Linked DNA regions of Mus musculus: all the other regions are linked to region 2. Evidence: chromatin loops called from intact Hi-C (ENCODE). Cell type or tissue: left cerebral cortex. All regions are shown on one strand. Region 1 has its middle 29 kb from the start of Gm34590. Region 2 overlaps Ywhaz (tyrosine 3-monooxygenase/tryptophan 5-monooxygenase activation protein, zeta polypeptide). Region 3 has its middle 27 kb from the start of Zfp706. Region 4 holds the start of Gm41297 (a long non-coding RNA gene). Region 5 overlaps Gm34590 (a long non-coding RNA gene). Region 6 has its middle 35 kb from the start of Gm41301.

Region 1 (5,000 bases), 180 kb after region 2:
GCGCACTTAGAACTCATCAGTCCTTTGTTCTGTCCACTGCATTGCTCTGCCAGTTCTAGGCAAGGGTAGGAGTGAGAGCACCCATGGAGTCCAAAGCGGTTCTTGAGGAATGCTGTCTGTGCTTATAGTTGGACACATGAGCTTCCCTGACATCACAGGACCCACCCCTTGCTATGTGGCTCTCTCTCCTCTGGGTGTGAGTCTCATTTGTATTTCCAGAGCAGCCTATCAGAATGTGGACAGCCTCTTCCTTCATGTCCTCTCAGCTTCATGGTAAGTGTTTGCTCTTTCAGAGTGAAAGACAGGTCTAGGTTCAGCTTTCTATAGCCTGTACCAATTCAGAGTCCATGAGTAAGATGAGCTGACTACTAAGAATAGTTAGAACCCATGGTTCCCTGTCTCAGCAGCTGCATGGCTGAGGGCTAGGGAGGGATTCATCCACATGTGGATTGCCCATACTGCTCAGCAAGAAAACAACAAGTGGTGTTGAGCTAAACAGCATTCCTTTGCTGTAACAAGTACTGCAGAAGTCAATTTAGTCTTTATTTTAGTTCACGGTGTTGGAGGTTTCTGTTCTTGGTACATTGCCCCAATTATCTTTGGGTAATATATGAAGACAGTGAGTTTTGGTGGGAGCACATGGCAGAGAGAAGTAGACAGAGAGTGGCAGGTAGTTGCCAGGGTCCTAAAGACAAGCTCTCAATGACCCAACACCCTCTAACTAGATCCCACCTCTTAGTGGTTACACCATCTCTCAATAGCACCACAGTTGAAAGACCATGCCTTTAACATCTGGGATTTGGGGAGACGTTTTTCCAAACCATGGCAAATGATGAAAAGACATCCACAGTCCTTTATTCAATTAATTATATGTTTCAGAGCTATATGATCCATAGTAATGATCTTTAAACTCACTGCCAAAAACTGGTTTTAGCTGTGCTCCAACCGTGCATTTATTTCTCTGTAAGTACACTCATGGGCCAATCTACCAATTCGGTGGTAAAAACATCCCGTGGTCCCTTTTTTCCTAGTTCCTTGGTGTGGCATTCCCCAGTGGATACAAGGCATATCAGAATAGACTACATTTCTCAGAAACCTTTGCAGCTAGCTGTGTCCGTAAAAATCAGTTCTGCCCTGTGGAAATGCCTGAGAAGAGCACCAAGCCCAGCACTGGGATCTTTCTGTGAGATTTTCCACTTTTCACAAGTGTCCCTGTCTGAAGGTGTGCAGCTGTTTCCTGCTGCTGCTGCCCAGAATGCAGACATACTGTCTGGACCACAAGAGTCACCTTAGATAAGGAAGCAGAAACCACACGTTGGTGTCAGAGCATCAGAGAAGACAGCGTACCAGCTCTGGGCAGCTCACTACCAGGCTCCACTTAGGTGACATAAACTCTCGTTTAAGTCATTGTCATCTTGTATATTAATCTTTTGTTTTGTTTTTTTGAAACTGGGTTTCTTTGTGTAGCCTTGGCTATCATGGAACTCACTTTGTAGACCAGGCTGGCCTCAAACTCAGAAATCCACCTGCCTCTGCCTCCCGAGTTCTGGGATTAAAGGCGTGCGCCACCACTGCCCGGCTTGTATATTAATCTTATCCCAGTCTGGTCCTACCTGATAGACTTGTGTACATTTAATACATATAAAAGGGAAGACAGAAGCATATCTTACTAAAAGTTATGCTAGAAAAACTTCAGAAATTCTATTATATTTTGCACTTGACTCGACAGTCTCACAAACCTCTGAGATCTGAGGTTCCATCTTCCTTTGTCCACTTTAGAGTAATCTCTTCTTGTCACTACAGCCCTTGTTCTGTGAATCCTGTAAATCTAGTTACATTTGCGAAGTTATTTGACTCTTCTCCTCTAAATATACTTTGCTTTCTGAGGCAGGGACCCAAAAAATGTTCTTTGAATCACCTAGCACTGCCAGGACAGAATTCCTTTCAGGCTGAGCCTTGGCTAACTCTCCTGGCCTGGGTCCATCTATAGACGCTGGCCAAGGAGAGTTGGATGAGTTGGAAAGACACTGTGTGAGCTGGGCCCACAGATGTGCTGGGAACTGTGCAGATGCTGCTGTTAGGTGGGCCCACTCACCAACCTCTCACAGCAGGCTGACATGTGACTATGCCCTAACTGGTCACAAGGCCAGAGGGAAGAGAGAAGGCCAGGAGAAAAGCAGAGCTTCCCCCTCCAAAAGCTTTGCCCGGGCATGGCCTTTCTATAGGAAGGAACTGTCAGGGTGCCGTAGCCACCACTCCTCATTAGAGATGCTCAGAGTGTAACCATTACCAGAATTCTGAGGCTGAGGGTCCATCCACACCACCCTACCCACATTCTGCCTGTGCTCAGGAAAGCGAGATCTCCCCCTCCCCCCACCTAGTCCCTTCAGCATCAGGACAAATCCATACTCCCTCTCCACCCCCGTTAAGCATCGTGTCCTGCTGTATCACAGCTTCTAAATCCCTGACTCATGCCAGCCTCAGAGTTTAGAGAAGAGGTTATCCAAGTGCTGTGGGCTGCATGCTCTTCCGCACCCCCGGCCCTGCCACACACACTCAGCTATTTAATTATAGCACCTCTGCAGGGCAGAGGGGATAGGGAAGGAAGGGGCTAGGAAGAGAGAGAAGGTTCCTGAAACTAGAGGACCTTGAGGGACGTTTGGCACGATCTCATTGTGAAAGCAATGTATGATGTGGCCATTAACCCCTAGAGCAGGCAAGTGGTAAGTGGGGCAGGTCCTGGAGCCTGGCTAAGGATGCGCACGCAGCTAGGAGGCGAAGCATCGAGGCTGCGCCAAGCCCCCCTCAGTTTCATCTGTTCTCCTACACATCTAAGTAACCAGGCTATCATGTGATCCTCCGGTAACTATGGCAACGAGGTCTGTCTCGTGGAATGTGTGGTGAGAAATCTCACAGAAAGATCCCAGTACTGGGCTCGGTGCTGTGCCCAAGAGTAGCTCCCTTCCACTAGATCTGAACTCTGGGGCTGCAGGGGCACCGGGTGATAGCGGAGATGGTAACAATACGATTCTGAGCAGCTCTCTGCTGAGCTGGAGACATTGATTCTTCCTGTACTCCTGATACTTGCCTCCCCTATTTTGGACCAATCCCTGAAGACGAGAGACAAAAATAACCCTCTCCCAAGGAGACCATGCTAATGCACACTCCGTGCCTTTGGAGATGGGGCTCTATAGTGAGACACCCACTCCAGCATCTCAGACTGATGAGGGAAAGCACTCAGCGGTGCCAGGGGGTCAGCATTCTGCCTCTGCCAGGAGAAGCTGCAGAGAAGTAGGCTGCACAATGGGAGGCTGTGTTAGCATCGAGTAGACTCTCGAACCCGATGGCTCTGCAGCTCATAGGCACAGCCAGGCGGAAATGTTTGCAAATGAAGGGCATGGTTATAATATGGTGAAACACACGTCAGAGGATTCAGCGTGCAGCAGATGAGCGGCTCCTGAATAGCCATGCATGTAGCAGTCTGAGTGGCGCCGTTGCTGCCAGCCATGGGGAGACAAGCTGTGCAGGCTGCCCTTTCAGAAGGATGCTGCAGCGGATTCGACTGCTGCGTCTGACCTTGAATGAGTTAGTCTTTTCAGGTGTCAATTTCTCCATCATTGGAAGAGGCAGGGTAATCGTTGTGTAGCCTTCTTGGACTTTGGCTGCAATCATGTTTGATAACATGGAAAAGTACAAGGTACTAATAACACAAGAAAATACTTCAAAATGGGCATTGTTGTAAGTCTTTCCTCCTCTTCCTTCCCCTCCTTCCCCTCCTTTTTCCTCCCACTCTCATCCTTCCTGCCTCTCTTCTTCCATCCTCCCTCCCCACTCCTCCTCCCCTCTTCCTCCTTCCTCCCCCCTCCTTCCTCCATCCTCCCCTCATCCTCCCTCCTCTACTTTCCCTTTTCCTCCTGATTTTTGTTCATCTCAGAGGTATTTATTCTTAAAGGACTCAGCAGGCTGGATGAGTAAGGATGAGAGCTACAACAGTGTGAAGCCATTGTGGCTTCATATAGCCTGGAGTATGTGCAGAGAAATTTCCATTTTAATCCCAGCAATGCCCCATTAGGATTATAATGTCCACTTATTTCAGAGAAGACCCAAATCTGCCTAGTCAATGACAGACTCCGGATCTAGTCCCTGCTTCCCAAACCCAGGCTCCTGGGGGCAGCTCCGTCTGAAATACCCTCTGACTATTGGAAGTGACCTTGCTATTGCTAGGTGGCTTCCCAGGAGCTCACAGAACACCATGCTGCATTTGTGCATGTGTATGTGCATGTGCCTGCCTGCTTCTTTGTTTGAGGGTACCTATTGTGCCATGCTGACATGATCACCTTTTAGGGTCCATATGGGAAGACTTCTGGCAGAGACCAGAATGCTGCTGTTCATCATGGTTTCAACAGTGAGAACTGAGGCACTATGCTCCACTACTATGGATACACAAAGCTAGAACAGCAGGGTTGCATGGCCCTGCCATGGAGGCAGAGGAGCAGTGGGTTCTTCAGCTCACACTGTCTGATTGTCTGCCATGCTCAGGTTTGCTTTCCAGAGTCACATCAACTCTGAATACTCCCCGCATCAAAGTGACTTGCATACCCTTTGTGTTCTAGTTTATCCATCCAGTGGGATTCTTGCAGATGAAAGGGTAGACAGCATCTCTCTTCCCCTGGCACTGATGTCTGCCTGTACCTCACACCTTCAGAGAGGAGGATCCCCAGACAGTAGTGGCGTGGGAACGTCCCATGTCTGCTAGCAGAGTTCCTCTCCTCACTCACCCTTCATAGACAGCCTTCACTCCACTCCACTTAATAGACTCATACACTCCCTGGTACTGTCCTGGGAATGTCTACATTACAGCAAAGCACTCAAAGGCACAGCCACAGAACTGAATGCACTTAGCGGGTGGAGACAGGTCTAGTCAGTGCATTTGCAGATTTGGCTGAATTCTCAGAGCTTATATTCTGATGAGGATGACACTCTCAAGCAGGGGGTTGGGG
Region 2 (5,000 bases):
GTTTATGAACAATGATTAGATATCTCTAATGACTGGGGCCTCTCACTTATGAAGGGAGTTTGGTCTACACAGTCAATACTGCAACTCCCAACAAGAGGAAAAAGAAAGAAAACGTCTCCTTTTAAAATGATACACATTAAGCACTTGATAGAGGCATATAGCTAGACTGGGGTGTTCAAGAGTATTTTTTCTCAGCTAATACAAACAACTAGAACAATTAAGTTCTACTCACATTGATGCTATAGGTCAACAGCAGCGAAAGAACCACACTCAAGATTTCATAAAGCACAATGGTGCATTTTCCCCACTAAGGTTAAGTCTTGGCTAATTTTACTCTTCTATTTCACTAGAAAGGGAAGAAAGAATTTTATAAAAACTATTTTGAGTCACCACTGCTTCTTTGAAAAAGCCAGGTAGGAAGCCCACTTTATTTACTGAGCCTTCTCAAGCTGAAAAGCAAAACAAAGCCTTGGAATGCCAGCAGGACTGCTGACCTAATTCTATAGCCCTCTTTCTCAAGAAACCTTTCAATGGTATCTGAGCATTAATATGTAATAAACCAGAGCTGTACTTTTGAAAAGATCAAGACTAGAGGCAAAAACCTGTTCACAATTCTCTAAGTCACATGTGTGGGAAAGAAATTAAGCTTTCAAGGGGAACCCCTGACTCAGACCTTGTGAAAAGCTGGAACCATCCTGATGGAGACACACTCATGCAGGCAGGAAATGACCAGAACCCCTTCATACCCTTAATAGAGGCTATTTAGAGATAACTTCAGTTTTCTTCATAAGGAAACCAAGGAGACAGTAGAAACCACCTGGTCTTTCCTTGGGAAAAGCCACAAGAATTTGAGAACTTCTCTATAGCCTGCCCATGGAAAACATGCAAACACCTACCTGGAGCTGCAGCAAGAGCCTAAGAGGTTAGCATGTCCCTTTTACCTCTTAGGAGAAAGTACAATCTGTTAACTATACCCTTCAAAACCAAAATATAAACCAGTACTTAGGAGGAAAAAAAAAAAAAAAAACTCCACAAAACCTATTAGGCTGAATAAAATCTAGTGATAAACAGATTAAGCAAGAAAAGCAGAAACATACCTAAAACATTATTATTATGAAGTGGATACCTATCCAATTTTAAATGTTCTTAGTTACATAATTTTAAAATAGGTATATGATTTACCTTCAATATAGCAATTTTCAACCTTGGAAAAATGGCAGTCATACAATCTATTATATAAAGAAACAAATAAAAATGTACCCAAAGCAAAAGCTTTTTAAGTAGGCTGTGATCTCAGTTGTTTTTATCTTAAAATGGGTTAAATCTTTAAAAAGCTTGAAAACACCTTGAAGAACAAAAAAAGTACAATTTAGAAAACTTTTCTATCAATAAAAATAGTCTTAAAGGAATTCTAATTTGCAAGACATAGTGACTTTTAAGCATTTGGGAGACCAAGACAGCAGAGCCAACAACGTGAGGTTTAAGCCTAGTCTGGGCTGTAAAACAGATTCTGCCTTAGAAAAATAATTGATTAGTCTTCTATTAGATTTTACCCTCAAAATTTTCTTAGTAAAAAAAAAAAAAAAAACAAAACAAAAGCAAACAAACAAAAAACGTATTATTTTTTAAAATAGGAAATCCACACAAATGTACTGTTTAATCTCTTTAGCTCCTAGAAGCAAAGTATTTCAACACAGTAGGTGCCAAATACTTAAGCACTTGTAAAACCTGGAAAGCCGAGATTGAGATTATTTCATTGGTTGTTAACATTCAAAGTTGACTTACAACAAATAAATCCACACAAGCAACTGCAATCCAGTTTTCTCCAGGACTCATTCTATTATACCGGCTAATCCAGACAGGAACTGGCTCTAGACAGTCCATACCACATATATTTATGAGTATCAGCTCTAGTGCTACAGAAACACAAACCATCAAGTAATGTTTTTCATTACTTTACAGAAACGTTCTACAATTGTTCCATAGCACCTTTTAGATGACAAGTTCTAATCTATGTAACAGCCAATTTCTAAAATGCACCAGAGGCCCTGTGAAGGCGCCCGTGAAGCTGAGGCAGATTCACAGACTCTTTCTTACCAGTACATCGTTGCAGATGTCACGCAGCTCCGTCTCGATCTTCTCTCTGTATTCTCGAGCCATCTGCTGCTTTTTCTCAGCACCTTCCGTCTTCTGCTCAATACTTGAGACGACCCTCCACGATGACCTACGGGCTCCTACAACGTTTTTATAAGCAACAGAGAGAAGGTTTCTCTCCTCATTCGACAGCTCAGCTCCCTGCTCAGTGACAGACTTCATGCAGGCTGCCATGTCATCATATCGCTCTGCCTGCTCGGCCAGCTTGGCCTTCTGCACCAGCTCATTTTTATCCATAACTGGATATTCTGTAAAGGGAAGAAGAAAAACATTCAGAAAACGCCTGTGAAAAATACATACTCATACCTGTCATAAGTAAATAAATAAATAAGGCACACCAGTACCTCAAACCAGCTTGAGCAATTAAAAGGCAGCCCCCAACCCCAACCAACCAGAAAACTAGCCTAGTCTGCATATTAACAGTAGGTTGTGAAATTAACTGCGCGTTCCACCTGTTCAGAAGATTCCAATTTCAAGTAAGATCAAAGCATATATGGACACCAGTTCCTTAAAAAAAAAAAACCCAAAACAAACAAACAAAACAAAAAAAAACCCACCTTTAAGCTGCAGGGCAGGGGGTACAAAACCAGAGACCCACCTCTACTCTCCTTGGCCAAAGATCCCTAGATCCCAACGACACTAAATGATGTACACCTGAGCAACTTTCCCTCTAGTGTGCATGCAGGAATGCGCATTGGGGGTGCGGGTCAGTTTAGGGACCGGGACCTACAATGCCTATAAGCATACTTCCAGAATCGTGAGTCATGTCAGTGTAATTATATTCTAGCTTTTTAATGTATATACTCTTATCAAAGAGCCACTAAGTTTTATTTTATTTAGCACCCTCCCACCCTGATCTACTACACTTGTAACATTTGCCAGCTGATCATGGTATAAAATTATCTGAAGAAAACTGCCTAATTGCTGCTTAAACTATCTTAAACACAATACCACCAGGAATCACTAAGCCCAAGACCAATCTGTGTCTAAACAGCGTCCTATGAACTCTCGCCTAGCACACAGGCACACTCACTTCCTACTCTGAGTGAGCACTAGGGCGTCCACAGCACATGGAGGGAGCCAAGCGCTTCCGATGTCTGCTGCCTGCTGCAGTCTGGAGTCACGGCAGGATTTCTAGCAGTCACAACTCCTCAAGCTGGTCTTCCTCATATTTCCCCAGTTTTCTTTCGCTCAATTTTAAAGTTCCCTAGATTCCAATTTACTTCTCATTTCTTCAACAATTCCAAGAGCAAAATTCTAAATCATATAGTGATCCCACAAAATACACTTTAATGAAAAGTCACAACCTGAATGCACTAAGTGTAGGAATAAAGAGTCACTGCCGCCCACCATGGAAATTCTTTCCTTTACCTTTCCAGAAAGGACCTCTTTTTGGTAGCCAAATGAGCAGTGTCCAGAACAGAAACACGGATAGGGCTAGCTTAAATTCGAGACACAGTACCTTCCGTGCATTAACTATTTAAAATTTGTGAACCCATACTTCCCCCGGGGTCTCGAAATCTAACATTAGAAACGGTCACTGGTAAATGTTGCTTCCAAAAATGATGTAAGCCTAAGTCAGTACAAACGTTCCCCCGCCAACCTCCCGGATAAGGGGAAGTGGATTAGGTTTCTCACAGGAAAACGAGCGCTCCTGGGCCTCGCCTTCAGACTGCGGGAATACTCGCCGCACCCACTTAACCCTTGGCTGCCTGAGGCCGGAGGGTGGGGCGAACCGAAACCGCGCAGCGGTGACTTTAAAGCGCTAGTCCTTGCGTCCGCGCCATCCGCAGCCACCTCCCCTCCTTGGCTCCGCCCAGGCTGGTGCCTCCGCGCTAGTCCCCGACTCTCTTTGTCATGGCGGAACTGTGTCAAGGAGCCCAACCTACTCCGACTGTGAATCGCCCCCCCACCCGGGCAGAGGGAGGAGCAGTCCGTGCACCCGCCCCAGTCGGAGGGTGGTGGTGGAGGGGGAGCAGATCACCCTCCCCGGGGGCCCGATGCCATCCGCGCCCGCAGAAGCGGAACCGCGGCCGGCCCGCGCCGGACACACCCCGCTCCCGCCCAGGGTCCCCTCCGCCGGTGTCCGACCCAAGCCCCGATGTCCCGACAGCTGCGGTAGGGGGAGGGGCAGGGCCCCACCCAGACAGGCGCAGCCCCCATCCTGGGGCCGCAGCTCCTGGAAAGATGCGAACCTCCCACCAGCCCAGGACGCTGGGGACCCCGTGCCCCGGTACCCCCACGCCTAGCTCTGGCCGCGCCCCTCCCCCACCGCGCGTCCCGAGAGTCCTTTCTGGCATTGCGGGCCCCAGCGAGCCCAGCCCAGGGTCCCTGGCGGGCCCCACCCCAGAGCCCCGCGTGCTACCTGGCTGCCCCCCGCCGTGGGGGAGGGGGTGGCGGGGGCGCCCCGGGTGGGGGCGGCCTCACCTGCGCCACGGCCGAGTCACAGTCGCGGGCGGAAGCAGGGTGCCGGCGGGGGCGGATCGCGGTCGCCCTCGGGAGCGGGAGCCCCTGGGTCTCGCGCGTGGGCGCCTCATCCGCCACCCCCACCCCGGGGACCAGAACGGGGCGATGAGCAGCCCGGCAGGCCAGAAGCAAGCGGCCGGGGGCGGCGGTGGGCGCCTGCCCGGGCCCGGCAGAGCCGAGCCGCCGCCCGGGTCCTCCTGAGAAGACCCCTCTCGGGCCGCAGCGCGGCGGCGGGCTGAAGGGACCGGAGGCCGACTCGGGCGGCTCCTCACCTGTGTCCGGAGTGGGTGGCGGCACACGGACGCGGCTCGGCGGTCTCTGGGCGGCGGCGGCAGCAGCGGTGGCGGCGAGGCTGAGACTCTGTCCCTGATCTGGCTGCT
Region 3 (5,000 bases), 190 kb after region 2:
AAGAAAGCCATATGAGCTCGAGAGTTGAGGAGGAGTGTGGGAGCTGAGTCAGCTGCACTCAGTTCACATTAGAAATGACAGTCTCAAAGTTTCCTAGAGACTTTAAAACTTGTACTTTGTCTCCAGAGAGCTCATCTAGAGCCACGAGGAAACATGTTTGGGAGATTCGGCCATACTCTCATTCCAGTGCGTTTTTGAAGCAAACTGTACATTTTGCTATTCTGAATAAAAAACAATCCCCAAGCAATAGTGCAAGCTGAGAGTCACACATGTGACAACAGGCTATTTCTTTCTTTTCTTTTTTTTTTTTTTTTGGTTTTTCAAGACAGGGTTTCTCTGTGTAGCCCTGGCTGTCCTGGAACTCACTCTGTAGACCAGGATGGCCTCGAACTTATTTCTTATATATAAAAAAATGAGACCAACCAAACAACAGCCAGTTATTATCCCAGGAGATACTCTTTCTCCTTTTCAAGTATAGAGTATTGCATGTAAACACCCAGAATTTCCATTAGAAAGGAAATAATCAGGTTTCTGAAAGGATATATATATATATATATATATATATATGTTATTTTATCTTTCTATTATTGTTTTGTATATATTGGTGTTTTGTCTGCATGCATGTCTATATGTCATGTGCATGCCTGGTGCCTGTGGAAGCCAGAAGAGAGTGTCCCTTGGAACTGGAGTTAATGAAGATTGTGAACCACCTTGTGTGTCCTGGGAGTTCAGCTGGGTCTTCAGGAAGAGCAGAGTTCGTAACTGCTAGGCTACCTCTCTAGCTCCCTGTTCTTTAAGCTTTATGCATTATTTTTTCAGTGCTGGGGAACAAACCCAGGCTTAGCACATGCTGAGCAAAGCACTTCACCGTGGAGCTCCAGCCTGCAAATGTCTGGTTCTCAGGTAGTGCACCAGTATAGCTTTCCTCTCTTGTGTCAGACTCAAAGTGACCCTCCAAAGCTCCAGGTAGAAAAATTTAAGTCAGCAGAATGATGGACGTCGCTTATGCCCTCCTGACCACACACCAAAGCAGGAAAGGGCAAACCTGACTGAGGGTTAGAACTGTGGAAGCCAGAGCAATGGCAGCGACCTTGGACCATAGCAAGAGGATAGCATGTAGCACACTGTTACTGTTGAAATGTTATATCCATCTTTAACCTTAGGCAATACTTGAAAATATTCTCTGACACACTTATCCATCCACTAATTATTATCATCAGTCAAATGGGGGTGTCATGGCTTATTTCATAGTAGGGTGGGTGTGAGGCTGAGAAGAGAAGCTAAGTGTGACAAGCCGTTGCTGGTGCTTGTGTTCTGCTCCCGTGGGTCTGTGGGGCAGCTCCTGGCCGTCTTCAGACCCTGGGTCTAATACACAGACAGAGCTTCAGCAAAAAAGCTGAGAGTGGGGTTTGGTGTGAAACGGCAGTGAGGGAGGAAATCTGCTTGGCTGATCCCCACTGCGACAAAAGCGCACCCTATTTCTTGGCACAGACCTCCCACTTGAACTAATTAAAGTTCCACACAGGTGGAAAAGAATCCTGCCTTGAGATCCGCCATGTGGACATAGAGATGGAACCGTTGGCTCCCCCACCCCACACCCCTTTCTTCTTTCTGTTAACAGAAAGCAGCGTTCTGTTTCCAAAAGCAAAGCGAGGGAAGGGAATGTATGTGGGTTTGCTTGAATGCTAGGAGAAGAGGGAGGAGTGGCTGACTCTAGAAGGGTAAGACAAACGCCCAGGAGACAACGGAAAAACGTTCTGGTGACAAGTGACGCGTGCAACGACAAGAAAGCAGACGGTGCTCATACAGAAGAGGCACACAGAAAAAAAAAAAAAAACAGATTTCTTTTCTAAATAGCTTTGCATCGACACCCACTCCCTCCCTTACCTTTGCGACCAGCTCTTCACCTACGACCCCATAGGCAGGTCGTGCAATATGCTAATGAGGCCACAGGGAGTAGGCGGGGCAGAAGCCGGTGCTCCTGGCCACCTAGCGGGAGAGCAGCCCACCACCAGCTTGAGGGATGCAGAGAGCCAGACTTTGTGTGGGTGGAGCCACCTGAGGCCTGAAACTACACTTTTGGTAAGAGAAAGACGATTCCCTGCTTGGATCACCCACTGCCTTGCCTCCTCTGGAATTCCCTGCAGGAATATTCTGGAGAGACTGTTAATTGTGCCCTGGAGTCTGTTCTTTCCCCCTCTCCATAGCGTTTTTTTACAGGATACCTCATAGTGACATTTTCTAGATTTCCTTTTCGTTGGGGTGGGGGAGGGGCAGCGGGCATGAGTGCTTCCTCTTAGGCGGACCCTCCTCCCTTATTCCTCTTTCCTGGCTTGGATCAAGATGCAGCTGCTATGGGTATCTGGACTCTGCCCATGAGGGCTACTCCTCAGAGATGCAGCAGTAAGGCATGAACTGGATTCCTAGTCATCACCAGGGCCCTGGAGTAGGGCCTGGCGTGCAGCCTATTACTCTATCAACCTAAGAAGAGTCGGTTGTCATATTGTTGCCAAGATGTTGGTTTTGCTTCATGCGGCTGAGCCTATAGTCCAAAATATAGACCTTAAGGGGCTAAACGGACCGCTCAGAGGTTAAGAACACTGTCTGCTCTTCAGAGAACTTCAGTTTGATCTCCAGTACCTGAACAACTGCTCACAACTGTAACTCCAGTCCAGGGAATCTAATTCCTTTTTCTGGCCTCCTCGGACACCAGACACACACGTGGTACATGTAGGCAAAACACCCATACACAGAACAAAAATCAGATAGAACTTTTGAAAATCGTCTTATGGTAAATAATTTCTATCTGGAGAGCAAATTTATCTTTGTCTACAACTAACTGACCTGGGAACAATGAAAAGGAATGAAGTTCTATGCTAGATTATCTCAAAAAATAATAATTTCAGAAAAAAACAATGCGATTAGATATGTATCTAGTGAGTAGAGATAAAAATGCCCCCACAGTCAGTCTCCAGCTTCATCTATAGAATCTGCTGTCTCTCTGGCCAATCTGAAGTTGGTGAACTTGACCAGCACGGTTTCAGAACACAGAAGCTGTGTGTGCACAGTGAGCAGGGACCACAGCTGTCCATGGTCTGCTTCAGATCTTGTGACCAGTTAAAGCTGGAAAATCACAGCCAAGGGAGTCCAGGAAACCAGCAAGCCGATGCAGAGTGCCGTGTATTATTTCCTAGCTGTGGGGAGGGGGAAAGGTTTGGAAAGGAATCGTGAGGAGTAGCTGTAGTGGCTGATCCACACCCCAGCATACATTCCTCCCTGGCTAGAGGACAGCACCACTCTGAAAAGATCCACTGTTAAAATTCACTCTCATAAATACAGAGGTCACAGCAACAGCTTGAATGCGTCTCAGAACCAGGCAGGGGGAGCCCCAAGGAGGGCTAACCTCTCTCACTCCAGTGCCAGTGGGATTTGGGGAAGGCTGGCCAAGCAGTTGTGAATTTGCCTAAACAGGATCAATTGAGTTTAGCTCACTCCATCAGATCAGGCAACACTGTTTGGAGGCTCTGGGACAGATGTTAGGACTAGGTAGGAACGGCCTGTTTTTCCTTCTTAAAGTTTCATTCATAAACATTGTTCTTTGTTGCTGTCTTAGCATGCATCCAGGCTGACCTTTAGTCACGTGTTCTTAGGTGGCCTCAAACTTCCGACCCTCCTGTTTCTATCTTCTGGATGCTAGAATGGACAGGAATATACCACCATGTCCAATTACAAACTGCATGCTTAAACTATGCATTTTGTAATTTTTTTTTCAGGAAAGAACTCCTCCAATCTAGTGTGTTACGTTCATTACTCAGTTCCTTTCAGACTCTTCGCTCTCATTTTCCCTAAGCTTTAAAAACATGCAGGTATTCATATAGATCAAAAAATATTTCCAGTTCCCTAACATGATTCCAGGGCCTGGAGACACAAACACATTGTGCACATCTTCTAGGCAGGATGCTCTTTCAAACACATTTGTTCCACCTTTTGTAATTTTGAGAACAAGGTATTTGATGGAGAAGCAGAAAGGGTTACTTGTTCATGTGGAAAAAAAATGGATGTCACATAGGAAAGAGCTTTCAAAAAATGCTACACTTAAAATAATGATTCTCAACTATGGCTACACTGAACCACCTGGAAAGCTTAAAGCAACAGCAGCCAACCACGCCTAGGCCTCAGTAAAGTGACTTAAGTGGTCTGCAGTAAGCTCAGGTATTTGTAGTTTTAATTATTCTCCAGGTGACTCTAGCACGCAGAGCTGAAAATCCACATACCTTGGCATTAGGAAAATATCTGCGGGGGATAGGGTAGGCACACTGGGGATTTAACCCAGGTCCTTGGCATATGCCCTAACTGAGCTATATCCCAGCTCCTAGGTTTTTGGAAGCTTACCTCTACAGAAATCATGTCTGTGTTTGTCACATAAGGTAAGTGCAGCCAAGCTTTAACAAGATGTTCAAGCTGTAGTTCGTATACTCACGGAATCTTAGGCAGCAAGATGCTGTAGCCCAGTGTCGCTAAACTGTATTTTTAAATAGAATCAAATATTTTTGCAGTGCAGAGTCCTGAAGCCACCCCTCTCCCATCCTTGAGTACTCTAAATTGAATACAAAAGGCAGTACGTGACCCAGAATCTGTCCTCTTAGCACCTGGGCAGCCTGTCTGATCACACCGTTAGAGAGGGGTACACTACCCAGCACCTCTCTCTCTCATGCCCCGGCTGCTTTCCTCTTCCACTGGTCATGTGACTGACTAGGACAGAACTGACATTTAAGGTCCCCATCCCTCTTATACCAAATTCACTTTTGCTTTCTGACCATGGAATCACCTACAGCTTTTACAGTCTCCAGTCTAACCTCACTGAAACGGGTTTCTTCATCCAGGAGTCTCCATGTGACCTCAGAATGAGCTCTAGGGCAGCCAAGGGTCCTGCTAGTGCCCAAACATTGTCCTTGCTTTTCTGACTGTTACCACGCCACCTTCCCCGGACAATCTGCATG
Region 4 (5,000 bases), 65 kb before region 2:
AGCACCTGCTGTCAGACCCACCCACCCCAAACTGTATATAAGCTCCTATCCAGAAGGAATAGAGTTGTGTGAGAATGACTCCATCATCTGAGAGCATCCGTCACAAGAGCTGTAGCACTGCCTGGGAAGAGAACGCTCTCCCGAAGCTTTTGAGAGCAGAAGCTCCCCTGCTCTCTGCTCGCCAGCCAGCTTGGCGGGTGTAGACAGCACAGTAACAGTAGCAGCACTAGAAGGCGGGTGGAGTCATTTCCCCCTCCCTGCTCATACCCCTACCCCTTCACTTGAACCCTCCCGCCAGGCCAAGGCAAACGCCTCCACAGATAGGGTCTCCGCAGATAGGTTAGGGTGGGGGGTTGGAGGAGGGTCATCCAAGGAAATCCTGAGAAGAGAGTCTCTTGTCTTCAGCTCCTGCCTCGAAATGTGACCAGAAGCCCAGACTAATATGAGTGAGTACTCAGCCTCAGGCTTAAACCTGCATGGCTGTGAACCAAGTATATCTCTTTTTAGTTTGTAAATGGTTTCTTTTAAGTGTGCTTGGTAATGACTCGAGAATGCCGAGTAAGGGTCTGAGTAGGAATGAGGAAGGATCAGGGTTAACAGCAGGCAAGGCTGATGGGAAACTCTTTCCCTTCAGCCCAAGCTGCTTTCCTGAGCCTGAGTAAGGTCTCCTGCTTTCCTGAGCCTTGCTTTCCTTTTCAAACACCTCCCTCCCAGCTTGAGTTAATCCGAAAGTAACAACAATGGAAGTAAGGCTTCCATTTGCAGTATTCAGCCATCTTGTCTCATGCCCTAAAGCATTCAGAGAAAAGCCAGCTCTAGGTTTGGTGCAGCGTCGGTCCATCAGGGACCCAGAACATATCCATCTTCTTGCTACCCTGTCATCACAAGATGGCTGTCACACTGCTCCACCATATGTTAAGGCAGGGAGAAAGGAAGCAAGGAAAAAGCCAACATAACCTCCCCCACTCCTTAATCCAGGGAGGAGGTTTTCTTAAAATTCTCCCTAGTAGACTCAGCAGCATAGTTCAAGATACTTAGCCAGCAGCCTGGTGTGGACCCTGGATAATCAGGACAGCTCATACACTAGTTGCATCATGGAGAGAAGTCTTAGAGCCGCTCCTCTGGTCTGATGTCACCTTGTATGTGGTGGATTGTAGGAAGCTGGAGGGGAGCCAGCAGAGGGGGAGGGCAGTGTTTGTCACTGGACACAAACGTGTTTTGGAGTTGTTACAACGAGTGTGCCACTGTAGTGTGTTCTAGCTCTGCATCAGCCCCCACTTCTGTCTCTATTCTACAGGCTTTGAGCAAAATGGTGTATGCCACCCTCAAAATATGAGGAATAGCTGAAGAAACCTGTATTCTGCATCTTCATCTGCCAACCTCTGGAGACCACTGACCTATAAACTCCATAAACTCCGGCTTTCCCAGACTGTCCCATGCTGGACTCATGAGCACCTTGACACAAGTCTTTGGGCTTCACTCTGTGGGGAGCCGCACTCACATTTGCCATTATAAGATGGCGCTGACAGCTGTGTTCTAAGTAGTAAATAATCTGCACATGTGCAGGGGCAGTTTTCCCGCCATGTGCTCTGCCTTTTTTGTGATGACAACTGGGCCAATGGGCTGCAGCCAATCAGGGAGCGACACGTCCTAGGCGGAGGATAATTCTCCTTAAAAGGGACGGGGTTCTGGCACTCTTTCTCTTCGCCTCTTCGTCTCTTCGTTTCTTCTTCTCTTCATCTCTTCGCCTCTTCGTCTTTTCCTCTGCTCTCTTCCTCTGCTCTCTGCCTCTCTCCCTCTCTGCCCCTCTCTCTGCCTCTCTCTCTGCGTCTCTCTGTGTCTCTCTCTCTCTCTCTTCCTCTCTGCCTCTCTCTGCCGCGCTCTTCCTCTCTTGCTCCTGAGTAAGCAATAAAGCTTTGCCGCAGAAGATTCTGGTTTGTTGCGTCTTTCCTGGCCGGTTGCGAACGCGTGTAAGATCACTCCTCTAGCAACATTCAGCTAATGGAACATCCCCATGTTTTGTGTAGCTCCTCTGAGCTCAGCACAAAATGGAGAATTCCCTTTTTCTAGCAGGGCTTCCACTTCTCTGACTACCCCCCCATCCTCTACCTGAGGAAGGTAATGGGGTCCTTGGCAAACCTACAAATTCCTCTCCCTACACCCCATAAGAACCTGCCCAGCAAATACCTGGGATTCCTGGAGAGCTTTTCCACACAAAAGAGGCGTTCCCAGTTCACTGAGCTCCAGCCAGTCATCAACATTCACCCTGAAAACTCCTCTCCACTCTCCAAAGTTCATATACAGCCCTTGTCCACCCAAATAAAGTAAGTGAGCACCAGCTATTTCACTGAAGACCATCTAAGAGCCACTTCATTGGGAGTCATCTAAAAGAGCTGTAAGACTAAAATCGCCAGAGAAGGCCTTCCTTGGTGAAGCCCTCCACCCCATGCCCACATGTGAGTTCAGCTGGACTGAGAGCCAGTCCCAACCTGTTCCAGACTCCACTTCATCCTTCAAGCCTGGTGCCTGGACACCCTGAGGGAGGAAACAGAGGACAGAGAAGCACTTCTGGCACCCAACGCGGCCCACAGCTGGAGGAAGCTAACATACACCTGGGAGGATGCTGGTACTTGATGGGCTGGGCTATGTCACAAGAGGGTGTGGTACAGACCTTTGATGGGCTGGGCTATGTCACAAGGGAGTGTGGTACAAATGCTTGCCATATAATGCTTTGCTATTGCTCTCCTGGTTGGGTCACCAATCTTTAGACACTTAAATTGTCTAAATGTAAAGAGAATTAATGTCACTACAGGCTGCTAAAGAGCAGAAGTTACTGTTGGCATGACCTGGCAATAGCCAGGTATGCCTGGCTCACTCTAAAAGGGTCTGCATGTCTCTTCCTCGCTGTCTGATCCTCTTTCTTACTACCTGCCCCTTCTCCCGCTCCCCCCTTCCTCTCCCCATGTGTTCCTGGCCTGCTTCTCCCTCTCCTCTCCCCACCTCCCGCCTTTCTCTGCCTCCCACCTTCCCCATGCCCTAAATAAACTCCATACCATGCCTCAGGGGGAGGGGATGCCTCAGCGGGGGCCTGTGGAGGCAGCCCTTCCACCTCACCCACCATACAGCGCCTCTACCAACACGGGTGCTGTGCCTGGGATTTAGAAACTCACAGGTTGCATGAGCTCATATTTCCGTGCTGCCACATGGACTTTGCAGCCATGGGATGGATCTCTTGCTAGACCTCTCCACCCAAGCACTGGAGAATTGGTAAAGCTCCCTACTCTCACTGGTCAGCATAAACGCCCTCTGGTCCCAAGGGAGGGCTGTTGAGCTTGCAGCCACCCCGTGGTGTCCTGGTCTTCTTACTGATGCTTCGTTCTCGGACCTCTACCCCTGGGTGAGTGCTCTCTCTGTCTCTGTCTCTCTTTCTCTGACGGTTTTTCTCTTGGCTTCTCTTGCACACTGCTGAAAAAATCCTACGCTTAGGCAAACCATCCTCCCTCAGGCTCTGAGCCCCACACACAGCTCGTGCACTGGTCCCGCAGCTCAGCTGCTAGTTCACTGCGTGGCTGGTGATCTGTTTTGGCTGCCTCTGTTTCTAGCTATCACATTTGTACTAGAGACACCGGGGAACGGGGAAGTCACTTGCTCCTATTCTCACCCAGAAGGGAATATCTTTGCTAGCACGTCTCCTGGTTAAAATTTGGCCCCTATACCCATCAAAGAATAACTCTAAATGGCCGTTTACTGGAACTTTAATAGCAAACTTTTACAACTCTCTAGCTAGCGATCTGTAGACCATTCCCTACCCCACGTTTTCTTGCTGCTTGCTCTCCACTCCCGGTTCCCTGCTCCCCTGATTCTGCCGCCACCACGTACTTTCCATCCGCCCCTCACTCTCTGTTCAGGGCGGTGCTGCCTGACAATCCTGAGCTCTCCACATTCCCCCTTGCTGTCTCCCTCCCTGTTTGACCTGACTCCACAGCAGCCAGTTGACTAGAGCTCTGGCAGCAAGGACACAGCTGCAGCTACGGCCCCCCAGCCCCGCCTACTCAACCCTGCCACCCAGTGCTCTGTGGCACGGCGTGATCTCTCGCGCGCGCCCCACCGCCCTGAGTGCCTGGAGCACACTTGCTCTCCAACCTGAGCAGAGTTGCTAGAAGACAGAACGCTGCTTCAGGCGCTGCTCTCTACTCTTGACCCCCATGCTGATATTCTGCTCTGCCAAGCCACAGGCACACTCCCGTAGCCATCGCTTGCCGCCAAGCCACGCCCCTCACGCTGCACTGCTTAGATTCATCAGTATGTTTGTCTTTGTAATGCTTCTGTTGTTCCATTCTAAGTCACACAGGCACATTCCTACAGCTCCATTCTAGGGGATAACAGTGACTTTTAGCGCCATCTTAACTAGGGGAAGTTCTGTGACTGTCTTTGTTGTAGGCAGATAAGGTTTTGCTATGCTATTGCTTCAGTGCCATCTTAGATGAGGGCAGTCATGTGGCTGGTTGTAGCTTCAGTGCCATATTTGTTACAGGCAGTCCCCAGTTCGCTGCCTTTAGGAGTGCAGCTTGCCAAAGTCACTTAGCAATTAAGATACAGTTTTCCCGTCTATCCTGCTTTGGTAAATAATGATTTCTAAACATTTAAAAGTTAAAGACCACTGCCTTAAATATATGTTTCTAGCCTTGTTTTTGCTACTGCCATTAAGTTCCAATGTGCTTTCTTTATTTGCTAGATGTGTTCTAGAACAAATAATTAAACAAACAGCGGTTGTCTAACTCAGATATGCATAATAGATACTGGCTCTCAATCTTGTCAGAAATCTGATAAATGTAATGTTAAATGTTTTAACTTATTATGATAGATAGAGACTTCCAAATCTTGACAGTTTACCCCCCCCCCCCCCAGGTCTCCGAAGAAGATATGGGCACAGTGACAAGATTCTACCTGGACTGTGGTATGATAACCACTGAGAAACACTGCTCCATTGCCTTGCCCAC
Region 5 (5,000 bases), 150 kb after region 2:
CTCATGGTTTGGATTAAATGTGACCTCTTAGGATGCCCCTGGCCCTAGCAGTCCTTAAGCTGCAGTTACACTTCTTCTGGTCATGGTCTACTGTGTTTTTCCATCCCAGGTATGCTGGATAGCTTTATGTCAACTTTATTTTTTATTTTTTTATATTTTTGGTTTTTCGAGACAGGGTTTCTCTGTGTAGCCTTGGCTGTCCTGGAACTCACTCTATAGACCAGGCTTGCCTTGAACTCAGAAATCTGCCTGCCTCTGCCTCCCAAGTGCTGGGATAAAAGGCTTGCGCCACCACGCCCGGCCTTTTATGTCAATTTAAAACAAGCTAGACTCATCTGAAAGGAGGAAACCTTTATTGAAAAATGTCTCAGCCGGGTGTGGTGGCGCACTCCTTTAATCCCAGCACTTGGGAGGCAGAGGCAGGTGAATTTCTGAGTTTGAGGCCAGCCTGGTCTAGAGTAAGTTCCAGGATAGTCAAGGTTACACAGAGAAACCCTGTCTCAAAAAACAAACAAAACAAAACAAAAGAAAAAGAAAAAAGAAAGAAAGAAAAATGTCTCCATGAGATTTGTCTGTAGGACATTTTCTTAATTAGTGATTGATAGGGGTGGGGCATTCCCTGGGCTAAAGACACCAGACTGAGCAAGCCACATGAAGTATGCCAGTGAGCACCCTTCCATGGCCTCTGCATCAGCTCCAGCCTCCAGGTTCCTACCCTGTTTGACTTCCTGCCTTGACTTCTTTCCATGGTGAAAGTGATTTGTAAGCATATGCCAAATAAACCCTATCGTCCTAGTCTTAGTTTGGGTTTCATCACTGTGAAGAAACACTAGGACCTCAGCAACTCTTGCAAAGGACATTTAATTGGGGCTGGCTTACAGTTCAGAAGTTTAGTCCATTATCATCATGGCAGGAAGCATGGCAGCATGCAGGCATACATGGTGCTGGAGAAGGAGCTGAGAGTTCTACATCTTGATCCACAGGCAGCAGAAGGACACTGCGTACCACACTGGATGTAGCTTAAGTACAAGAGACCTCAAAGCCTGCCCCTCCAGTGACACCTTCCTCCAACAAGGTCACACCTACTCCAACAAGCCACACCTCCTAATAGTGCCACTCCCTATGGCCAAGCATTCAAACAGCTGAGTCTATGGGGCCCATTTCTTTCAAACCACACTCCCCAAGTTGCTTTTGGTCTTGGTGTCTCATCACAGCAATAGACACCTTAAGTAGGACACCAGCACACCTTCCTGTGTTTAACCTTGAGTGTGTTGTATAAGATGACTGAACATGCCCTGCTAGTTAAAAAGGCCCCAACTCCTTACAGTTCTCGATGGGTTTTTCTGATGAGGGACTGACTGGCTCTGTCGTTGTTAGAGGCACACAGAGCTGGTTGTGCTTGGCAGATGAGGTCAGTTTTGCCTTCCTCGCTTGGCAATCACTGCGATGTCTGTCACATTGCCTCCAAGTGCTCTAAGGGACAGGCACCCCCTGCCCCTTCCTCTTACCCACAGTCTGTCTTGGCAGACGGTATGTGTAGATTGCTTGTGTTAAGGGAGGGTGTCTCACCTGTACTAGACTCAATTGATCAGGGAACCACTAGACTGTCACCATCTGAAGGAACAGACAAGTGGTGCCAGTCCATGTCCCACAAATAACTTCTCCTGTTACTAGTAGGGATGAGAGAATGAGGGAAATGTGATCTCTAGGGGAATCTTTTCCCTTTCAGCCCAAGTGGCCATGGTGGGATTTTCTGTAACTTTAGCCCAACACTTGGCTATCTGCCACTACCAAGACACCACACGAGGTAGATTGGCAAAGATATTTACATACAAGGGGCTGTTGAGTCTTTCAAAGGAAATTTGTTCCACGTCCCTTGAATTCAGGCAGGCCCTTCGACTGGATGGGTCTCAGTGAGACAGAAAGATGCAGTTTCTGTTTTTGATCTTGGCAGAGGCAATGAGCAGTGCCAAGCACTGAGCTAATGAGCTCTGAGATCTGGCCAGTCTGGCCATCTCACTTGGAGCCATCCTGACCCTCACTGTCTGGCTGAACACTGCCCAAAGCCCTGGCTCACAGAGCTGAGAGCAGCAATGGCTTCTGGTTTAAGCCATGGCATCTTCAGGCGGTTTTCTAGGCAGAATGTGATGTTGATTCTTTCTTCCCTCTCCAAGTTTAGAACAACATCTCCTAAGATTGCTCAAGGTTCTTTATACAAGGGACTCTCTCAACATCTCACCCCCAAACAAGAATCTGAAGTCAGGACAAATGCCTGAAACCTGGAGACTTCATCCAGGCAGCCACCATTCATGAGGGTAAGAGAGAGAGAAGGCTACCTACCTCAAAGCTCTGTCTTGGGAATGGCTTTGGGTTCTGTCCCTTCCTGGCCGCTTTGATCTTGGGTAAATGTGTTAGCTTCAGTTCCCTTTCTATGAAATGGGCTAGTCGCACGCTCGCAGCACCTAACTTCAGAGACAGTTAAGGTGAAGGAAGTAAGAGAGTTAAAGTAATGTCAGGGCGCTGCTCCGCAGGGTGCCTGCGTGGAAGGGATTTGACAGACCGCAGCTATTTACTTCATAAGTTCACGTGTGAGTGTGGTGTGTTAGGGCAGTTTACGTGTGCTTTAGCACGCGAGTACGAGTGTGTGTGTGCGCGCGCGCGTATGTTAAGGCAGTGGATCTGTCTCAAGGGAGAGTAAAATTAACTAAAGCCTAGTAACCGCTGCTTGTCTCAGGAAGAAAATGAAATCCACACCTACTGGGTCCTCAGTCAGCTCCTCTAGGCTCAGAAAAAAAAAAAAATCGAGATTTCTGTGAGCTAAAGGGGAAAAAAAATTAAAAAGCACAGAAGAGCAGAAGAAAGAAAGATGTCGGGGAGCAGTTTCTCCCTGGGTTCTAAGAGGCTGTTGCTCCTTGGATGTGTGATCTGAGGGAGGTCAGATTAAAAAGGGTTAAAATTCATATATGGCTTTGTTGAAATCAAGCACAATAAAGGAGTGTCTTGGTTAGCACTTTTTTTTTTTTTTTGTGGAACAAGAAAAATCAAACACTAGCCTTCTACCATCTGCTGCAGACTGGGAGCTCGTTAGCGTCTTCCAGGAGGCTGATTGCAGCCGGCAGCACAGCGGCAGTAATGAAGGAGACCCACGCCCAGGGCCAGGCCTGTTCTGCAGCCCCGTCTTGAGGGACTTTTGTTGGCTGGTCTGATGCCCTCTTTTACATTCCAGAATCTCATGGTCTAACCAGACAGAAGCTCTGGCACAGAGAGAGTTACCCTTTTATAAAGGTCTGCTCCAGGCAGTGAGAACAACGGAGACACTGGCCCAGCGAGCCGAGAATAACACTTCAAACCCACATTTGCTGCTGAGCTTGGGCCTCCTGGGCCTGCTCTCTCTGCCCTAATCAAAAGCTCCGTACTGTGGAGCTTTGAAAAGCTGGGCTGTCAGATCTGAGGTGTAGGAAGAGCATAGCCACCCTGTGTTCCACCTTGCTTCCTAAAGGCAAGTAGGTCAATGCAAGGGTGTCCTGCAGTTCCCACCCTGCGGCTGCCTGAAGGGCTTAGTGCTTTCAGGTCAGAATATCACAGGGCCGTGGATAGGATGTGAAGCCCAGGCATGTGTCCCAAGGAGGTTTTAAGAAATTCTGATTTATTTTCACTGTTTAATTCTTCCTTTCTGGAGGAACCCATGAGGGTAGAACCCAAGTGACTGAGGTGTGTGTGTGCCTGTGTGTGCATGTGTGTGTGTGTGTGTGTGCATGGGTGTATGTGTAGATCAAACTTGGGTGTACCTTGTTAGGAGCTGTCTACTCATTTTGAAACAGAGTTTCTCACTGGGACCTGGACTCACCAACTTGGCTAGGTTGGTCAGCAAGTCCCAGGAATCCTCCTGCCTCCATCTTCTTCCCGGCACTGTAATTGAAATTACATATGCACAGTACCACTCCTTGAGTTTTACATAGGCAGTGGGGATCAAACTCAAGTCTGGGTTTGCATAGCAAGCCCTTTACTGACTGGGCCATCTCAGAACACCCTGAAACTTTTAGTTTTCTGGGTTCATCATTCACAGAACCTGATAACACCAGCTCTTAGGTAAGGGTGTGAGATTAGCACTAGTGAATCTAACACCCATTAGCTACACTTTGATGGCTCTGAGGTACCCAAAACCAACAAGCTTAAGTAGGCATTGCCAGAGAGTTCCCAGATGGGCCAGCCTAGACAGTAAGGGGCCAAGAGCTCACATGGAAGCACCAGCTCTCTCTCTCTTAGCTTGAACACTACATAGGGCTACATAGGGAGACCTTGTCTCTAAAGACAAAAAAAGAAAGACATCATAGTCCACTTGCATAAGGACAAGACTAGATTTATCCTGGACCAAAGGTTGCCCTGGTAACGAGCATAAAAGGGTTTCTCTTTAAGACAGGCCTGTCCCCCTCAGTTCCCCGCCTGTACAGCGACAGTGGAGCCAGCGTGCCGGACTGTGGAGACACGAAGCTGCTTGGCTTTTCTTGTGCTTGAGGCCTGTAACCCCTTACTCTGTGACACCACAATGTCACTGCTGGCCAGCCATTGTGTCTGCTGATTTATTTTATACTCACATTGCCCGATGTGGTGTGTGTAATTATCGTTACTCTCACCTCACAGACAGGGAGACAAAGCTTCCTGGAGGCTGATTTGCTTGATCTTCTGTGTAAGTGGCAGAGCCGAGGAACCACAGGCATTGAAGTGGAGGGTAAGTACGCAGACCCTGGTGAAAGCAAGCTTTGCCATACTTGGACAATTGGCTTGGCTTCTTGGAACCTCAGTTCCTCCATCTGTAAAATGCATCTTCAAGTTCTCAGCTGTTCCTAGACTTCTCCATCTTCTTCCTGGCCTGTTTTCTCCCACTAGGTCATGCTGGTCAGCTTTTAAAGCTACATGCGTGCCGATGGCCCAAGTGTCTGTCTTCAGTCTAGCTCCTCTGAATGATGGGGTTTTAGTCACGTGACCATCCCCATTTGACC
Region 6 (5,000 bases), 310 kb after region 2:
CATTCACTTAAAGCTCACGTTTTAGCCGGGCATGGTGGCACACGCCTTTAATCCCAGCACTCGGGAGGCAGAGGCAGGCGGATTTCTGAGTTCGAGGCCAGCCTGGTCTACAAAGTGAGTTCCAGGACAGCCAGGGCTATACAGAGAAACCCCGTCTTGGAAAAAAAAAAGCCCATGCTTTATAACTACTTATTGGTCTTAATGGGGAAAATTTCACTAGATGGTGCTTGAAGACTTGGAAAACAACATACAACCTGAATTTAGAACTTCAGGTCTTGCGTTCTGATTTGTTCAGAGCTGACGGTGTGCTTGGTGGTCTCAAGAAGGTGTCTGCTACTGTAGGCCTCTCTGTGTGCACAGCAGAGGTTAATGATGCTACAGGATTCAGGCCTCTCCATCCACCTGGTCACCACTGAATTCTCAGCATTAGTACAAAGCATCCCTCCTGGAGTCCGAGTAGGACACCTTCCCCTGGGCTGGCTGTGGGACCTGCAGCAGGCACTCAATGTGTCTTCCTCAGATGACTTCAGGCACACAGAAGCTGTACCTCCATTCTCCAGGCAGGAAAGACCAACTTAGCATAGTCAGACGGTCTGCCAAAGTGGAGAGTTACCCACCTCCACCCGTTTGTGGCTGTGGCGTCCTGCTTTCCTAGGCTTCTGTCTGTACCTATGTGAGTGCCCTCCCTTCCCTTCTGCTTTGACCTATTATGGGCTGGCTAGTAAGTAACACTCATGCGCTACTCTAGGAACTCTCTATGACTTCCTGGGAGAATATCAACACAGAAATCTTACTAGACAAGAAAGGAGTGCATGTGTACGTGTGAGTGTGCGCACGTGCGTGCGTGCTTGCGTGCGTGCATGTGTGTGTGTGTGTGTGCGTGCATGTGTGTGTGTGTGTTCCTGTGTGAATATCAACACTGGAATCTTAATACACAAGAAAAGAATGTGTTCATGTGTGAGTGCCTGCATGCATGTTTATATCTTTCTGAAAACGACTTTAAAATAAGCAGTCTCAGACTCACATACAGTCTGAAAACATGTTTTTACCACACTGTAGGAAAGGCATTACTGCATGTGAAGCAGAGAAGACAAACAAGAGAGAAGGGTCATTTTAGGACAGGAGAGGAATAAACTTGTCCGTAAATTATATAACACATGGATTGCATAATACATTAGCAAGTAATATGTTACTTCTCAAACTCTCAGGAGGGTAAAGACTATTCCCCTGGCCTTTTCTTCTGTTCAATATTAAAAATGAGTTAGAATGTAACATCAGATTATGTCAAACCTTTAATAACACCCACACTTAGAGACAATATTAAAAGAAGCAGAGAACTGCTATTCTCCACTTACACCCTTGTAACTAGAGCTGAAACAGGCTTTCTGACACAACAGAGTTGTTTGTCTTCCATTTGCCACCCTAAGCAGTTCTGTTGACCCGCCCTCCCTGACCATGGTCCCTGCTTTGGCTGTAAGCTGACTCATCAGCCTTTCATGTGTGGGGAGAAGAAGCCCAGCATTGTCTATGAGGTGGACTTGGACTTGATGCTGGACACCCTTCAGTTTCTACTCCCAGGATCTACAGAATGCAGCTAGCACACAGTGTACTATGTAACAGTCTCCAATGAGATCACTGTTGCTGTGTAACAAGCAACCCCAAGATAGAGGGCTTCATATTGCATCTCCTTTCCTATCACTCATTGCTCTGTGGATCAGGAGTTCTGGGAGAACGTGCCTTGGCGGTTTCCTCGTCCTTGATACGGTATTGTCCATCTGACCATTGGTCTGGTGTAGAGCAATGGCCTTGCTCGTATATCTAGTAGGGACAATTACGACGCTGTGGTGATTTGACTAAGAAATGTCCATCATAGGCTCACATATTTAAATAGTTGGCCCCCAGTTGGTGGCATTGTTTGAGGGGAATTATGGAGCCTAGGAAAAAGCTTGTTATAGCTTAGCCATTTCCAGTACTACAGTTCATTCTTTGCTTTGTGTTTACAGTAGAAGATGTCACCTGTCAGCTCCCTGCTAAGGCTGCCTGCTGCCAGGACTCTCTCACCATTATGGATTCTCCCCTCTGGAACCGTAAGTCAACAGAAACTCTTCCTTCCTGAGTTACTTTTAGTCACAGAGTTTTATCACAACAGAAGGCAACTGATAAGCATGTGACTTGGGTCCTTTGCATTTCTTAGTAACCAAGGTAACCCTGTGTGGAAGCAGGGGAAGCTCTGAGTGAGTGTGTGTTGTTGACATGATAGGCTATGTCAAAAACCCCACAGCCTCAGATGCACGGGGAGCAGCACCCCGCCCCGCCCCGCCCCCGCCCCGCCCCCGCCCCGGTGAAATGGAGGAATGGTAAAGTCTTTTTCTCTCAGTGAGATGTGTGCAGTATGTGCAGAAATGAGCAACTGCAGCTTCATCATGCTGGATAACTGCAGCCTGAGACTGCTCCTCTCCAGAGAGATCTACGTAGACTAGTGAGCCACTCCCACTATGCTGCACTTAAAAAAAAAAAAAAAAAGCCTAGGTTCTGGGTTGCTGTGCAGTAATGGTGCTGCTCCAGCAGAGGGAGCACGACCTACCTGATTGTCTGTCCCTTCTTTCCTTTACTACCCAGTCAGGGCAATCCCTTGTAAGACAAGACATTTCCCTTCCAGCACGGCAGCTGGACTTCTTACATGAAGAGCCAAGTACCCAGCAGCAGTGATCTTCAACTGTCAAAGTGAGTCAATGCTCGGATCTGGTCCAAGTAGACACAGAGCCGATATAATAGAAGCAGAATAGATAGCATCAGCCCGCGACCAGTCTCCTGTGATGACGATAACCATTCAGCTAGTTATGAATGGACACTGACAGTTTTAAGAAATTTCCATATGCACAAGAGAAAAGAGCTACATATTTTCTGCTACAAAACCAAAAGGTTCCCAGATGCCTCCCCTCAAATGAGTGGCCATCGATAGGTTTCCCGGAGCACAGTGGCTGTTATCAGTTATTCATCCACAGAGACCTTCAGAGAGGACACAGCTGTGAGGTGGTTGTGAGTCTGGATATCTGATAGCTTTCCCCTCTCCTGTGCTAAGCTCAAAATTGGCCACAAAGTTGTCTTACCTCCTAATCCCAACTGTGGAGTTGAGTCAAATTGACTTTACAGATAGGGTAGTTACGGATGCTGAAATACAGAGCTTATCTCAAGTTGCCTGGCCATATGCAATGTGACCATAAGGACCGTTATAACTGGGACGCAGGAGACCAGGGTGGTTAGTGGGAGAAGGAATGGTCAGAAGCAGTGGGCAGCCTCTGGAAGTTAGCACAGACAGGGAACAGATTGTCCAGTAGAGCGGCTCTTTGACATTGGCCTCTGAGCCATGGAGAGCAGCCCCAGAAGGCTGGCCATCTGTTAGTGACCTTGGAAGCTGGGTGGTACTACACACTGACTTTCTCTTGAGTGCTCTTTCTCTGTCTTGTATGTTTTAAAGTTTCTGTGACTGAGTAGAGTGAAAGAGAGCTGTGGCTTTGGGGACCAGGACAAATGAGGGGAGGTGGCACTATAAAGTGTTCCCCTAGGGGCTAGAGAGATGACTCAGTGGTTAGAACACTACTGCTCCCACAGAGGACCCATGTCTGGACCCCAAACCAGCACCAGTCAGCTCCCAACCACCTGCAGCTCCAGGGCCAGCAGATCCACTGCCCTCTCCTGGTCTCCAGGGGATCCTGCATCACCTTACAGACACATGCATACATGCAATAAGAATAAATCTTAAACAGAAAGGGGTATGTATGCATTGGGGTTACCTAGCTGGAGACTTTCAGGCCTCTGTGCTACACGTCACTTCTCCCCAAATACTTGCCCACCTGCCCCTTAAAAGCCTGCTTGTTAGCTGGGTGGTGGTAGCACACGCCTTTAATCCCAGCACTCTGTAGGCAGAGGCAAACAAATGTCTGAGTTCAAGGCCAGCCTGGTCTACAGAGTAAGTTTCAGGATAGTCAGGGCTATACAGAGAAACTCTGTTTCTAAAAACAAAACAAACAAATAAACAAACAAAAAGCCTGCTTATTTTCAATTGAGTATCTGAGGACAGCAAGCAGTCCAGACTGCTTTCTGTTGTTTGGCTAAGCCATTGGAAAATTCTTGTACATGTGTAGACTTAACTGTCTGCTTTACCCCCCACCCCCACCCCCACCCCAGGCCTTAGAATCAGGCCTGGGCCAGAGCAAGTCCTGAGCTGTTGCTGACAAATGGCTACATAGCTACACAGTTTGTACATTTTACATTCACAGGCTTGTGGTGAATGAATAATGTTTGTAAGATTTCAGAGAAAAGGAGGATGTAGCAATGCAGACTCCAGACTGAGAGAAAAGCCTGCTGTTAGGGGTAGAGAGAGTGCCAGTTTCTACCTTCAGGTTGCCTTCCCTCAGGCCACAGCACCATCTTCTGGACAATGGTAAACTAGGGTTAGTCTAAAATTCCCTCAAAGGCTAAATCCGTGGATTAGCTGGAAAGAAAGGCTGGCCAAGGGCATGCAGGACACACCCAGCTGCTTGAAGTACACCATTGTGTATGTGCAGTTTGTGTGTGTGTTTGCGAAGCTAACACAATACAGTGGTTAAGATTTCACATGGTTCACAAACATAAAACCAGAATAGAGAAATGCCACAGACCCTCTGGGCCCCTTTGTCTGCGTGGAACGGGTCTCTAGTTGCGGGTGGACAAAGCGTAGGATGAGTGACAAACAGACGCACACAGGAGAGTTCGTGTGGAATCTGAATGTAATGTCAAATCGAGCATCAGACTTTTTATGCAAAAGACAATAAGGAAGTTGAGTGACATATTCGCAAGGTACAAATGAGGTAACCAGATGCTTAATGACTCTTACACAGAACAGAGGAATGAAAATGCAAAGACTGGCAGGAACTGGGCAATAAAACAACTGAGACAAAGTCAGCTCTATCTAAGGTCAGCTATAGTCTTAGAAGCCAGGTGTGAGGTCTTTACACTCC

Evidence for each region. Peaks named below come from ENCODE experiments on the same cell type or tissue, not always from the same donor. Only the 100,000 strongest peaks of a DNase experiment are listed, where the experiment ranks them.
Region 1: it touches region 2 in a loop (6-fold over the local background); 5 of 42 quality-filtered maps call a loop at or near these places.
Region 3: it touches region 2 in a loop (5-fold over the local background); 8 of 42 quality-filtered maps call a loop at or near these places.
Region 4: a loop joins it to region 2, with 3 times the contacts of the local background. A loop is called at or near these places in 15 of 42 quality-filtered maps.
Region 5: a loop joins it to region 2, with 7 times the contacts of the local background. A loop is called at or near these places in 19 of 42 quality-filtered maps.
Region 6: it touches region 2 in a loop (4-fold over the local background); 5 of 42 quality-filtered maps call a loop at or near these places.

Annotation. Positions count from the first base shown.
Region 1 is chr15:36,964,673-36,969,672 of GRCm38, forward strand. No RefSeq gene overlaps it. Among named protein-coding and RNA genes, the nearest start is that of Gm34590, 29 kb to the left of the region's middle. In left cerebral cortex, a CTCF peak has its summit at 2,830; DNase peaks (open chromatin) are centred at 1,999, 2,499, 2,852, 3,246 and 2 more places; H3K4me3 peaks cover 1,292 bases; H3K27ac peaks cover 3,802 bases.
Region 2 is chr15:36,788,587-36,793,586 of GRCm38, forward strand. Ywhaz (tyrosine 3-monooxygenase/tryptophan 5-monooxygenase activation protein, zeta polypeptide) reads right to left here. Exons shown (of 7, transcript NM_011740.3): 2 at 4,893-5,000; 3 at 2,098-2,402. The coding sequence starts at 2,391. Among named protein-coding and RNA genes, the nearest start is that of Ywhaz, 3.5 kb to the right of the region's middle. In left cerebral cortex, a CTCF peak has its summit at 2,866; DNase peaks (open chromatin) are centred at 3,225 and 4,011; H3K4me3 peaks cover 5,000 bases; H3K27ac peaks cover 1,960 bases.
Region 3 is chr15:36,978,024-36,983,023 of GRCm38, forward strand. No RefSeq gene overlaps it. Among named protein-coding and RNA genes, the nearest start is that of Zfp706, 27 kb to the right of the region's middle. In left cerebral cortex, a CTCF peak has its summit at 1,997; DNase peaks (open chromatin) are centred at 2, 1,717 and 2,014; H3K4me3 peaks cover 1,213 bases; H3K27ac peaks cover 2,973 bases.
Region 4 is chr15:36,723,572-36,728,571 of GRCm38, forward strand. It overlaps Gm41297 (a long non-coding RNA gene), which reads right to left and starts at 4,740. Exons shown (of 3, transcript XR_875152.2): 1 at 4,144-4,740. A830021M18Rik (a long non-coding RNA gene) reads left to right here and starts at 2,674. Exons shown (of 3, transcript XR_875150.3): 1 at 2,674-3,397; 2 at 4,909-4,957. In left cerebral cortex, no CTCF peak of the experiment used is centred here; DNase peaks (open chromatin) are centred at 939, 1,151, 3,124, 3,537 and 3 more places; H3K4me3 peaks cover 2,003 bases; H3K27ac peaks cover 2,121 bases.
Region 5 is chr15:36,940,490-36,945,489 of GRCm38, forward strand. Gm34590 (a long non-coding RNA gene) reads left to right here. Exons shown (of 8, transcript XR_875167.3): 3 at 2,175-2,315; 4 at 4,642-4,729. Among named protein-coding and RNA genes, the nearest start is that of Gm34590, 5.0 kb to the left of the region's middle. In left cerebral cortex, no CTCF peak of the experiment used is centred here; DNase peaks (open chromatin) are centred at 2,742, 3,143 and 4,402; H3K27ac peaks cover 4,409 bases.
Region 6 is chr15:37,097,926-37,102,925 of GRCm38, forward strand. No RefSeq gene overlaps it. Among named protein-coding and RNA genes, the nearest start is that of Gm41301, 35 kb to the right of the region's middle. In left cerebral cortex, CTCF peaks have their summits at 2,562 (motif pointing right), 3,703 (motif pointing left) and 4,429 (motif pointing left); DNase peaks (open chromatin) are centred at 2,173, 2,592 and 4,394.